Linked DNA regions of Homo sapiens: region 2 is linked to region 1. A link is an interaction called in ENCODE POLR2A ChIA-PET data of the cell type or tissue named here. Cell type or tissue: GM12878. All regions are shown on one strand. Each heading gives the region's core, and the rest is flanking DNA. Links, peaks and the distances in the headings are about the cores only.

What was found. Peaks named below come from ENCODE experiments on the same cell type or tissue, not always from the same donor. Only the 100,000 strongest peaks of a DNase experiment are listed, where the experiment ranks them.
Region 2: POLR2A ChIA-PET joins it to region 1 with 6 read pairs; 2 of 35 experiments call an interaction of 5 or more read pairs at or near these places.

Annotation. Positions count from the first base shown.
Region 1 is chr3:64,236,943-64,243,817 of GRCh38, reverse strand. It overlaps a transcript of PRICKLE2 not described here. Among named protein-coding and RNA genes, the nearest start is that of PRICKLE2, 15 kb to the right of the region's middle. RefSeq lists an enhancer at 4,140-4,898. In GM12878, for the core only: no CTCF peak of the experiment used is centred there; no DNase peak of the experiment used is centred there.
Region 2 is chr3:64,102,006-64,108,880 of GRCh38, reverse strand. All of the region lies in intron 7 of PRICKLE2 (prickle planar cell polarity protein 2), which reads left to right. It overlaps PRICKLE2-AS2 (PRICKLE2 antisense RNA 2), which reads right to left and starts at 5,411. Exons shown (of 4, transcript NR_046701.1): 1 at 5,377-5,411; 2 at 4,148-4,388; 3 at 2,986-3,162; 4 at 2,523-2,867. It overlaps PRICKLE2-AS1 (PRICKLE2 antisense RNA 1), which reads right to left. Exons shown (of 3, transcript NR_045697.1): 3 at 5,750-6,875. In GM12878, for the core only: no CTCF peak of the experiment used is centred there; a DNase peak (open chromatin) is centred at 3,023.

The DNA of each region.
Region 1 (6,875 bases), core at 1,668-4,167:
TAGTCTTCTTGTTTCTGAGCCTCAGTTTACTCATCTCTGAGATGAAGTGATTAAATCTGTCATCTTCTAACATCGTTTTTCTTAATAATCATAACTGACATTATTATAGCACTATTACTATGTGTCAGGCACTCTGCTAAGGGCTTCATCTGCATAATCTCCTTTAATCCTCAGAATACTATTATCTGTCCCCATTTTACACTGAAAGCCTCAAAGAGGTTGAATAATTCACACAGCTAGTAAGTGACAGAGCTGAGATTTCTACCCAGGTATGACTGATACCAGAATCTGTGTTCTCATCCTCTACCTTATATGAACCCCAAAGTAGCATGTGACAAGATAGGATTTCTAAAATGATTCTAGACCACTGGTTCCCAAGGGGGGCAATTTTGTCCGTCAAGAATATTTGGCAATTTCTGGAGATATATTTGGTTTTCACGACTGGGGAAAGGGTGACCAGTGGCATCTCATGGATATAGGTCATGGGTACTGCTGAACACCATGCAATACATGGCACAGCCTCCAACAACAAAGAAATTGGCATGAATTGTCTATAATGTCAAGGTTGAGAAATGCTGTTCTAGGCCCAATAAAGAAATGGGTACATCATTGAAACTTTCTGTTTTCTACTGTCCACAGACAATTTTTTAAAAAGCTGTCTTCAAGGGATGACATTCCTGTTTTTAGAGTTTTTGCACACATGCACTTCATATTCCCACTCTCAGTACATGGTTGTATTTAAAAGCCACAGGTTTTGGTATAAGACAGACCTAAGTCCAAATCCCTGCTCTCTCACTTTCTGTTTTTCTTTGGGGCCATCACCTAAACTCTTAGGCCTCCTGTTTCTCATCTCTCAGATAGAAACAATTATTCTCTGTCTTGGGATGACTAGGATATAGTAAGTGCTCAGTAAATAGTTATCTTCTTTCAGCAGTGCTTCTCTTTCCTTTTGTAAATATCTCAGTCAGACTGTGCTCCTCTTACAGATGACCAGGTACACTCTTGGCCCCATCATTAATGCTGGCAGGGTGCACAGATTGCCATTCACAGACTGATGCTCACTGTCTTAGACACACAGGAACTGGAGTGGGTGAAGTGTACCCAAAGAGAAGCAGCTGTAAAGCAATGATGGCCCAATGTGAGTGTAGGGGGAGGAGCAGTAGAAGCCAAAGAATCTGGGAATCTTGGCCCCTGGCCAAGTCGTCCACTGAAGTGGACTCTCAGGGTTGGCTAGTTTTATTGTAGAATACATTGTTGCTCTATACTGTAAATGGAAAATTAACTTGTGTAACCAGTCAAACAATCTTTGTGATTATTTGCGGAGCATACCACCCAGATAAGCTGAAGATTTATGTATTTTCTTTTAAAATACCTTTTCTAGGGTAGACAGGGTGGGAAAGAGGGTATAAGTTGAAGAAAGGGGGTTGGGAAGTGATTAGGTGAAGGAATTTCCTTCATGGAAACACTCCTAAGGAAAATGTGCAGTTGGATATGCTGCGCTTAGTTCATGAAATGTAAGTTAAAATGCAAGGTTCTAGCTAGACTGCTAAGAAGGTGACATTAAATATGCCCTTTTCCTTCTTTCAGAAAAAGATCATTATTATTATGTGCACATTATTTATTTATTTGCGGTAGTGTGGGGACAGAAGAAGAGGAAAGAAAAGCGGGATGAAGGTGGAAGGCTCCAAATAAGACCTCTGATCCCTTAAGCTGCTTGCAAAAAAGAGAAAAGATAATTAGAAGGCACACTTGGCATCCCAAGCTTCCCAAAGAACCCTTCAGCTAATCTGAGCGAAATAATATACATGGAGGGATTTCTCCTCCACGATCTCTCATTTGCAGGGTATGAGGTGGAGAATGAGAGGACTGATGTGGTAGACTATTATCCATTTTAATTTCAGGACATGTTTAGATACCTGGTGGGTTTTGTTTTGTAGGGAAACAAAACAAAATAAAACATTTTCCCTTGCTTTGGCCAACGCTGAAGGCATGATTGGGGCTGCCGACAATCAGGCCCTTTTGTGTTGCCTTCCCAGACAGTACTGCTGACGTGCTCTCACAGCATTCCTGTGAAGGAAGCAGAAGAGGGATGATTTCTGCAGCAGGACACAGGAAGAAACAGCCTCTGAGATGGTCAAGGTCTTGCTCAAGTTGCAAAGTCAAGGACAGATCAAGAGCTGTGGCCCTCATCCCTGAATTCTAAACCAGGCTTCATACCATGGTGGTATTGGAGCACTTTAGAGACAATTGAGATGAGGGGGTGGGGATTCATATAGTATAAAATACTGAAAAGCTGGTAGGTGTTAAAATATGCATGCATGCACACATAAGTACATAACCATGTTACTTACATATATACATGTATGTGTATGCACACATGCATTTATGTCAATATAAGTAGATGAATAAGAGAAACGAGCAGGATAATAAATGTGAGCTGACTCTCCGCCCTGGTGTTTCAGAGAGAAGAACTGGGGACTGTGGAAAAGTGTAGAATGTGTCCCCACTAAAAGAGGGCTGTATCAGTCAGCTCCAGCTGGTGGCTGCCTCCTAGGAGCTTGAGCTCAGCGTATCCAGATGTTGTTGTTAAGAGGAGCCATTGTATAGGTAGAGAGTTGGGAAACTACAACTTGTAGGTGCCTGTTTTGATAAAGTTTTATTGAAATATAGCAATGCCCATTTGTTTGTATACTGTCTGTGACAGCTTGCATTCTATGACAGCAGAGTTGAGTAGTTGTGACAGAGACTAAGTGGCCTTCAGAACCTAACATATATACCACTTGGTCCTTTACAAAGTTTCTCGACCTCTGGTGTAGACCCAATAGTATGCTTATGTGGGCCAAATTCCAGCTCCATGCCACCAACTGGCCATCCTGGACCCTCAGAGGCTCCTCTAGCCTCTGCCATTGCTCACCCCTTCCTCTTCTTGGCCATAAAAAGAAGTTGTTGGGGATTATTTAGACCATTGGTTCTCCAAATGAAACCTGTGTGCCTAATCCCCTGGAGAGCTTGTGGAAACTCAAATGACCAGACTCCATGCTCAGAGTTACAGATTCTGTAGGTCTGGGTAGGGCCTGAGAATCCACACTTTAAACAAGTTCCCTGGTGATACTGAGGCTGCTGGTCCAGGATCATGTTGTGAGAACCGCTGGCTCAGACATTCCATGCTGTGGGGGAGATCTGAAAGCACCTGGCCTACCAAGCAAGTGACTAAGTTGTCCAGAGGAGAGGAATTAATTCTGTAGGCCCCATGGGACCGATTCACTGAGGCATTTCATAGCCCACACAGGGACTTTAAGCAAAGAATTCTGTGGATCCCGGGAGTCCTGCAGAGTTCCTATATTTCCTCAATTTGAAGAGTATCCCTTGGGCTCCATTCAGGCCCAACTCCATTTAGCCTGCAAAGAGGCATTAGCTATATATAAAATATTCAGTATTTCCCATCATTGGTGGTGCTATGCAGAGGAGCTGTAGCTTGTTTAATCCTTCATTCACTGACAAGCACAAGAAACTTGATTAGACCTGGAGTACCTGTTCTTCCAACTGTTTTCCTTGGCCTGGTCAATGTCTTGGTGACCTCATGGCCTCCCCATGTAACTGGCCAAACCCAGGTGTCCCTTATATCACATTCGACTCAATCCTAGGATGGAATGGAAAGAACAGATTCAGCAGGCTAAATGAAAATTTTATTTATTTTTTGAGACAGGGTCTCTGTCGCACAGGCTGGAGTGCCGTGGTGTGAACACAGCTCCCTGCAGCCTCGACCTCCCAGCCTCAAGTGATCCTCCTGTCTCAGCCTCCCAAGTAGGTGAGACTATAGTCACATGCTGGGCTAATTTTTTTTTTTTTTTTTTTTTTTTTTTTTGGTAGCGATGGGGTTTTGTCATGTTGCCCAGGCTGGTCTCAAACTCCTGGGCTCAAGCAATCTACCTGCCTTGGCCTCCCAATGTACTGGGATTACAGGCATGAGCCACAGCACCAAGCCCTACATGGAAAATTTAAGAACAGTAATAAATAAAAGAAAAAGGAAATCGATTCAGAAATTAGACGGATGCTTACACTTAATAATTATTTTGATTTCTCTGAGCCTCAGTTTTCTTATCTGTGATAAGCAACCATAGGTATAACCTTGAAGGGTTGCTATGAGGGTTGAATTAGATTTGTGTCTGCAGTAAATGTCACCTATAAATCTGGCTTATAAATCACCTCCCCTCCCCTGTCCCTGTGGCTGGGAGTGCCTGATAGCAATTATCTTAGAGAGTCCCAAAGGATTACAGGATTACAGGCCTTCGGAATGTCTGTGGATAGCACCTGGTGGCTCAGATTTGGCTCTGCCAAAGGATCCCTCCGGGAAGCATCTCCATGTTCCCTGGGCAGCTATCTCCGGCCACTGGCTGACTGTAACTTTCTTTCATTCCTGGTGTTTCTTATTGCAGAATATGTCTCCCCTCATCCCAGCGAGCTGAACCTCCTCTGTGTATCTCTGTTTTGGCCACGCTCCTAACAGCCCTTCCTTCCACAGCTGCCCCAGCTGTGATGAGTTGAGCAGAGAGGACGCTGCCAGCCCCCCGCCCCCCAGCAGGGCTCTGTGTGCTCCATTTAAGGGAAGAGGAATGTGGTGCCTGACGGATGAGTCAGAGGCTGCTACCTCGCCCTGTGGTGTGTGGAGCCGGCTGTGAGGTGCATGCCTGGCCCCCTCAGAGGAGGGTGCTAAATAATTCGCCAAGGCAGTCTGCTCTGACATCCGTCTGGGCCTGTCCCCTGGTGACCCTGAGGATGCACCAGCAGGGCTCCTGCTTGCTGTGGCATCTCAGGGAGCTAGAAGAATAAACAGGCAGCCTGAAAACTGCCCTGGCTGCCAGGGATTCCATGGGCTTGGGTTGGGTGGGCTGACTGGTGTCTGCTGATGGCCACTCAAATCAGAGGGCTTCAGATGCCCTCGCTGTACAGAGCAAGATTGATAGTGTGTTTATACTCAGACTTGATAAACATTTAGTAAGCACCTGCTGTATGTTTGGCAATTTTACCTGCATTACCTCATATAATTCAGAAAACCCATGTGGCAGAGATTCTTAGATGAGACTCAAAGAAGGAAAGTGACTTGTCCCAATTCACACAGCTAATAAGAAGGGGTAGGGACAGAACTTGCCTTACCCCACCTCCTGCCTGACACAGTGCCTGTTATCCAGAGGTCCTTGGCAGCAGGGGACCTTTTCTCCCTCTTACAGACACTGGCTCTCTTGGTGATTCAGACCCCTACATGTTAGCCCTAATTCTACCAAGTTTTCTTTTTTCTTTTCTTTTCTTTTCTTTTTTCTTTTTTTTTTTTTTTGAGACGGAGTCTCGTTCTGTTGCCAGGCTGGAATGCAGTGGCGTGATCTCGGTTCACTGCAACCTCCACCTCCCGGATTCAAGTGATTCTCCTACTCAGCCTCCCGAGTAGCTGGGACTACAGGCAGGCACCATCATGCCCAGCTAATTTTTGTACTTTTAGTAGAGACGAGGTTTCACCATGTTGTCCAGGCTGGTCTCAATCTCTTGACCTCGTTCGTACCTGCCTGCCTTGGCCTCCCAAAGGGCTGGGATTACGGGTGTGAGCCACCCCACCCAGCCAATACTACCAAGTTTTCTAAAAGGAAGCACGTTGTGGTATATAACTAAACCTCTTCTGTTCATTTCAACTGTTTCAGGTTCTGATACCTGCTTCTTATAGTTTGGACCCTGCTTTGGTCTGGTCCTCCCCTGATCAAGATGGTGGCTGCAAGGCCATTTTCAAAATGATGGCCTTGTCCACTGAACTTCTTGCTCTCAGGGAGGGTTGACAGTCTTCAGGCAGAATTCCCAGCAACCTCCTGCAGGGTTTGAGTTAGCCTAGGGGTGGAAGAGTGAAAAGCAGACTTGGAGGAGGAGAATGATGGACAAACAAACAAGAAAGGGGCTTTTTCTCATCCTGGCAAGCCAAGAGGAGTTAGTTCTGCAGTTCTAGGAAGGTAAATTTTGTACAATACATCCCACAGAATTTACCTTCATGGCTACTGTCTCCTTATGATATGGACAGGAGGCAGGGAAATACTAGGCAGAAAAGGGTGGGGCCCCCCGGTGAAGCCCTACCCTCAAGCCTGGATGCGTGGCCCAAAGTGAGAACATGCATTCCTGTTTTCCTGCCCAAATTTTGCCTTTTCCAAAACTAACCTGGTCTGCCCCACCTCCCATCCTGTAGCCATAAAAACCCCAGGCTCCACTGGCAGAGGAGCAGGGCAGAGAGGTGGAGTGGCAGAGTGGCAGGAAAGGAGAGAAGAGAAGGAGCTGAATGTCCAAGAGAAGCAACTTGATTTCACAGGGATGGCTTGGCAGTGGGACCTCGGAGAAGAGTTCGGCCGGAGATGGCCGAACTCCAGGGGAAGACTACCTTCCCACTCAATCCCCTTTCCAGCTCCCCATCCCACTGAGAGCCACTTTAATTGGCAATAAAATCCTCCACATTTATTATCTTCAATTCATTTGTGCAACCTGATTCCTGCTGGATGCCAGACAAGGACCAGGGTGCAGATGCAACAGGCTGTCACACTGACCCTCCACTGAGCTAACACTTAAGCCATCCACAGATGCCAAAACTAAAAGAGCACATTGTAACATACGCCCTCTGGAGCTCTGGGGCTCATAGACAATCCCTAGACACTGCTGCGGGCTTGCATGGAGTTCTCCTCCTGCCGATTGCCCATAAGTGCTCATCCTGGCCTCTGAACCCACTCACCTGCGTGCTCCCCATCCTGTGAGGCGTTGAGAGCTGTAGGCTGAATAAATGAGCCAACCCCTTCATGAGTCCCACAAAGGGGTTAAGGGAACTATCCCATTTCACTCAGATGCAGAGATCA
Region 2 (6,875 bases), core at 1,563-4,062, 130 kb after region 1:
CAGGACAGCCCACCAAACAAAGAATTATCCAGCCCGAAATGTCAGTAGTACTGAGGTTGGGAAACCCTGAATTAGAGTCTCTGAGAGTGTGAGGGTCTTGTTTCCTGGAGTAGAAGCACCCTTGTGTTGCAAAGAAAATCGTCCTTGAAACTCCCATCATCTTGGTGTTCCTCTAACTCTCATGAACATGAGAATCACCAGGGATCTCGTTCAAATGTGGATTTGAATTCTGCAAGTCCGGTGAGGGCCTGAGAGTCTGCAACCAGCTCCCAAGGGATGGCATCGTGGCTGGTCCACAGATCACACTTTCGAGTGCATTCATATTGTCCCACTCTCCTCTTTCTGTCCCCACCCCCAGCCTTCTTTGTCATACTCTGTTTGAGCCATTCCATGCCCTGTCACCAAGAAACATGTGGTGGCGTTTAAGCTCCACTGCCCAGATGACAGTATCTCTCCAGCTGTTGCCAATTTGAAGTTCGGGATGTTGAGGAAATCGATTGACTTAGTTGGAGAAAGGATCCCAAGGGACCTGATCAAGCTACCGCCACACATGCTTCAAACAAACAAATATGTACCTTGGGACACTTTTTGCACGGTCTGAGAGGCTTCAACTGTGTAGCGCCCATGACTTCGGGGCTGTTCAGGCTTGCCGCAGCATGCTAAACCAGAGGTTGACAACCTGTGTCTATAAAGGGCCAGAAAGTAAATATTTGAGGCTTTGCAGGTCATACAGTCTGTCACAACTCCCCAAATCTGGAAAGCAATCACCAACAACATGCAAATGAATAGGTGTAGTTGTGTTTGAATACAAATTTATTTACAAAAACAGGCAGTAAGCTGGATTTGGCCCATTGCCACTGTAGTTTGCAAACCGCTGTTCTAAACAATTCCATTTTCTCCATGTTTCTATCTCAGCAAAAAAGAAAATAAAAATCATATAGGAAAGACCCTAATGAAAGGGAGCTACGTCATCAGTATAAGTTGTAAATGTCTGGAGGACATGGTTGAATAGATACTATTTCCTTTACTGCACAGAAATGTGAAATATGAATGCTTAAAAAAGTTATTTTTTGAAAGGCTCTGGAGTGCAGTGGTGTCATCATAGCTCACTGTAACCGTGATCCTACTGCCTCAGCCTCCCCAGTAGCTGGGACTATAGGTGCACACCACTATGCCTGGCTAATTTTCTGTTTTTTGTTTTTGTAGTTAGGGGGTCTTAGTATGTTTCCAGGGCTGGTCTCATACTCCTGGGCTCAGGAGCTCCTCCCACCTCAGCTTCCCAAAGCGCTGGGCTTATAGGAGTGAGCCACCGTGCCTGGTAATGTATCTTTGAAGTTGGCAGAAACACAGCTCTCTGTCTTCTGGTGCGGAGTGGGATAAGACAGGACAATAAATAAGGAACAGAAAGATGTGCCTAAAGTCTGCCGTTCAATCTTAGTCTTTTTCTTCTTTCTGGACTTGCATGCATACATTTTGCCCACAAAGACATGTGGGGGAGGGGAGCCAGCAAATATTTTCTTTCCGTTCCATCAGACCTTGAGCATTCTTTGAAGAACATTGATTTTCTCGCAGAGGCCAGTTTCTGTGAGACCTCCTATTTGTAGAGAGGGAAACATTTCTCAGACAGAAATGCCAGTGTACCATAGAATGCCCCAAATGCACCTTCATGCTGGCAGTTAAACCACAGAGAACCACAGGCTGAATTGGATGCTGACCTCTCTTTGTAGAAGCACAGCCAAGGATCTTAAGGGAACCTGCACCCCTGTGGTGCATGGACATTTGCGTAGCTCCCAGTCACACTGACCCTTGGGATATGGATAAATCACTGCGTTTAACTCTATCATCACCCTGAGCACCTCTCATAAAGCCTGCATTATTTGGCAGGGAAAAACCCTCTCTGTTAATTAAGAAAACAGAGCTCTGCTTGAGAGGGAAATGACCTGATATCTGTGTCTCCTTGCCATCAGGTGGGATTCTTCTGCCAGATCCTCCAGAGGATGTAGGGGTACTGATACTGCCCTGGACTATGTGCTGCAGCCAGAGTTCTCTGGCAAATTTAGCTTGCAGCTCCCACCTCCCTATCACACATGTGCTTGAGCACGCACACACAGACACACACACACCCCATGGCTTAAACAACAAGAAAAGAAAAATGTGTTTATTACAGGAGAGTAAGGGCATGTTAGAGCCCCATTAGGTTGGATTCTATTGATTTGCATTATTTTGACACTGTGTCGTGTTCAGCACAGACAAATGGAGTGAAGAGTTGAGCTTCGTCTGTGTAGAGGAGGAATCCCAGCCACGGTTTGGAGGCACAGATAATTTACAACAGTGGCTGGCGTTCAAGTGGATATCAGTGCATCAGGCCCTGTTTCTCAAATTCATTAATCCATACAATCATGCATTCAATGATATTTGTTTGCCTGTAACATATTTGAGTCTTTGCAGGTCATACAGTCTGTCACAACTCCCAACTCCAGAAAGCAACCCTCGACAATATGCAAATGAATAGGTGTGGTTGTGTTCCAATACAACTTTATTTAGAAAAACAGGCAGTGAGCGGTGAGCTGGATTTGGTTCACTGGCCATTGCAGTTTGCAAACTCCTGTTCTAAACAGCTCCATTTTCTTCATGTCTCTGCCCCAGCACATAAATAATAAATAATATAGGAAAGACCCTACTGAAAGGGAGCTAAATCATCAGTATGAGTTGTAAATGTCTGGAGGGCATTCACAGTCTTGAGGCATGCTTTCTTTCCTTGGGGAATTTTAGGCCTTACTAAACCTTCTTCCTGCATACTGAATACCAGGTATGAGGTCAGGGCTAGCAAACAGGAGCACAGTTTCTGCCCTCTTGGAGCTGCTGATCTGTCAAGAAGACAGAGATGAAACAACAACTACACAGATGCACCATAGTCATGATGAACCTTAAAAAGGAAAGATATATTTTTCCTCATCTAATCATCACTACAGCTTTAGTACTCACTTCCTGTCATTATGCCCATCTTACTGATGCATCTCAAGAGGTTTACAAATTTCCCCAAGTCACCCAGCCAGAAAGTAGCTCTCCAGTTCTGTTCGTAGTTAGAGGGGAAAGGAGTGCTTCTCAAGTTGGAGTGTGACCTGTGACAGTACAGTTCCATCTTGGGGACAGTATCAGCTGCTAATTTAAACACATCAACAGAGCTGTGATTAGTAAGGAGAAAACATTTCTGCAGTGCAGGGAGCTCATTATAAATCACGTGTACTTTGACTTTAAAATTGGAGAAACCCCAGATGGTGGGCTATATAATGAATCACCAGAGATGGAGATTGACAGGTGTGATCATGGTATTTTTTTCTGGATGTTTGGAATCCCACCCATGTGGATCACAGCACTGACCCACTCCAGGTTGGAGGGTGGTTGCTTTTTTCCAAGCTGTGGGTAACATGAGAATCCATTTACGTTTATTCCATGAGTATGTATTGAGCACCAAAGGGTACTGGGCACTGCTAGCTCTGCAAGAATACAGTGAAGAGTAGGGAGAAGATCCTGGCTCCCAGGGGATTCATTCAGCTACAAACTTACATATGACCTTAATAAGTCAGGGTGAGTAGTTTAAAAAAGGGTCAAGTGCAATAGTGAGTGGTTGGCCAGAAGACAACTAACTTTGCTACTTTAGAAGGAGTGTTCAGAAATGACACTGCTGAGGAGGTGACATCTACACGAGGACTTTAACAAACAGAAGTCAGGCATGCAAAGGGAAGAGTTTTCCAAGGCCTGCTGGAATAAGCTTATTGTTGTGTTTGGGGAGACAGGGAGGAATGTAAGCACAGCTGAAGCAGAGTTAAGCGAGGAGGAGTGTTTAGTTGATTATCTTGGAGAAAGAGAAGAGAGCCAAGTCACGTAGGGCCTTAAGGTCTGCGTAAGGATTCTAGATTTTGCCAGTAATGAAAGTAACCACAGAACTACCCTTTCTAGAGGCAAGTACACAGTTATTGCTCATCTTTGGTCAACATTGGCCTTTCTGTTCATGCCCTGCATGCAAGAAGACCCTGGAGGAAAATCTGAGTTAATGAATCAGAAGAGAGGCATTTCTCCTCTCTAGAGTGAGCAGGTAGTATTTCCAGTCCCACCCACACATAGTCCAGGGGAATGAATGGCTTACATTTAGGTGAAACTGATAGTAGATGCTGGGCTTGTGCAACAGGACCCTCCTGCTCTGATCAAGCTCTTTTGTTTTTCAAGGGGGTGCCTCAGGTTATCCCGAGCTTTCCCGGGATGCAGAAGCCTGATACCAGAAGGCAGTACACCTCCCAGCAGAATAGAAGCTGCTCTTCTTCGAGGTCACCTCCTCACGGAAATAGGAATCTGTTCACAAGCAGGATGCTCTCAAAAACATTTCACTTCTGGGCTTATGAAAGACAGGTTCGGGAAAACAGCATGCTGGGGAATTAATAGTATTTGCTAAGTTATTTATGCTGACCCTAATTCTACTCAAGAGCTAGGTTGGAAAGCCCTGCAAAGATCATTGTGTCCACCTTTTGTTTCTAGACATGAGTTTGAAGATGTTTTCTTTCCTTTCTTACTAGAGTTCATCCACTCAAACCACTCATTCATCATCTTAGGTTGTTATCCTCTCCTCTCTGCTTTCATATTGGGGAGGCTCTGGAAGTGATTAGGCTGTTGTAAATCGGCTTTTATGATTTGTATGTAAGAGATAAGCAGCAGAGTAAGCAAGCGATTGGAGGCCCCAGCTGCTATTGCCCTGACAGTTATCCCAGGAACGAAATTGAAACAAAAAATTACTGGAGTATATGATATTTAGCTGATTAATTTCTTTATAGGCATATCCAATGTTAAAATTTGACCCTTTAACAAACATTGTTTTATTTTTTATTTATTTATTTGTTTATTTTTTGGAGACAGGGGCTCGCTCTGTTGCCCAGGCTGGAGCACAGTTGCACAATCTCGGCTCACTGCAGCCTCCACCTCCTGGGCTCAGGTGATACTGCCACCTCAGTCTCCCAAGTAGCTGGGACTACAGGCACGCACCACCATGCCCAGCTAATTTTTGTATTTTTAGTAGAGACAGGGTTTCACCATGTTGCCCAGGTTTGTCTTGAACTCCTGAGCTCAAGCAGTCCACCCTCCTTGGCCTCCCAAAGTGCTGGGATTACAGGCATGAGCCACCACACCTGGCCAAACGTTGCTTTACTTTTACTCCATTTTATTGAGATATAATTTACACAGAATAAAGCAAACCAATATTAAAACTACATCTCAGTGAATTTTTACACATGTGTATTGTTTTACAGCCACCATCCAGATTTAGTTATAGAACAATTGCAGTGCCCTAGAAGCCTTCTTCATACCCCCTCCTCCCACTGCCCTGACCTGTATCACTATAGATAGCCTCAGCCTGTTCTTGAACTTCATATAAATGGAATCATACAGCACATATTCTTTTTGCATGTCCAAGCATTTTCTATGAGATACATCCATGTTCTTGGGTGTAGTTATTCGTTCTCATTATTGTGTAATATTCCATTTTATCAGGGTTTCTTCTGAGACTGTTGACAGTTTGGTTTGGAAAATTCTGTGTGGAGGCAAGGAAGCCATCCTTCACACTGTAGGATGTTTAGCAACATCTCTGGCCTCTACCTACTAGACGCCAGGAGAATCCCATCCTAATAGTGACAACCAAAAATGTGTCCAGATGTTTCCAAATTTCCTTCAGAATTAAAAACCATCATATCAGATGAATATATTCTAATGTTAAAGAAACTTTTTATTTGGAAATAATTTCAGACTTAAAAAAAGTTATAAAAATAGAACAAACAACACCTGTAATGTACTCTTTACGTAGATTGATCCATTGTTAACCTTTTGCCACATTTGTTCTTTCATGTTCACATGCATGCACACACACGCACACACACACACATTTTATTTATAAACCATTTGAGAGCAAATTGCATCCATCTGGGCCATTTACCACCATATCCTTCCATATATATTTCCCAAGAGTAAAGATCTTCTCCCACATTATCACCATTATTAATTGACCACAGTAAATTTAGCATAATACTTTTATCTATTGCCCATGTTCCATTTTTTTTTCAGTTGACCAAAAGTTATCCTTTATAGAGGCAGTCCCCAACCTTTTTGGCACCAGGGACCGGTTTTATGGAAGATAATTTTTCCACAGACTGGGGCCAGGGGGTGGGGATGGCTTTGGGATGGTTCAAGTGCATTACATTTATTATGTACTTTATTTCTATTATTACTACATTGTAATATATACTGAAATAATTACACAACTCACTTTAAGGTAGAGTCAGTGGGAGACCTGAGCTTGTTTTCCTGCAACTAGACAGTCCCATCTAGGGGTAATGGGAGACAGTTATGGATCATCAGGCATGAGATTCTCGTAAGGAGCACACAACCTAGATCCTGCATGAGCAGTTCACAACAGGGTTTACACTCCTATGAGAGTCTAATGCTGCTGCTGATCTGTCAGGAGGCAGAGGTCAGGCAGTAGTTGGAGCAATGGGGAGTGGCTGTACATGCAGATGAAGCTTCCCTTACTGACCACTCACCTCCTTCTGTGTGGCCCTGCTCCTAACCAGTCTGTAGCCTGAGGTCTGGGAACCCCTACTTTATAGCATTTAGTTTCCCTAAAGAGCAGGTTCCAGTCCAGGATCAGGTATTATATGTAATTGCCATGTTTCCCTCGTACCCTTTCATCTAGAACATTCTCTCAGTCTTGTCTGGTCTTAAGACTACAGTCCCTTTTTTCATAACAAATGTCCCTCCTTTTGGCATCTGTCTAATGTTTCCTCCTGAATGCATTCGGGTAATACATTCTTGACTGGAATACTACATAAGGGATA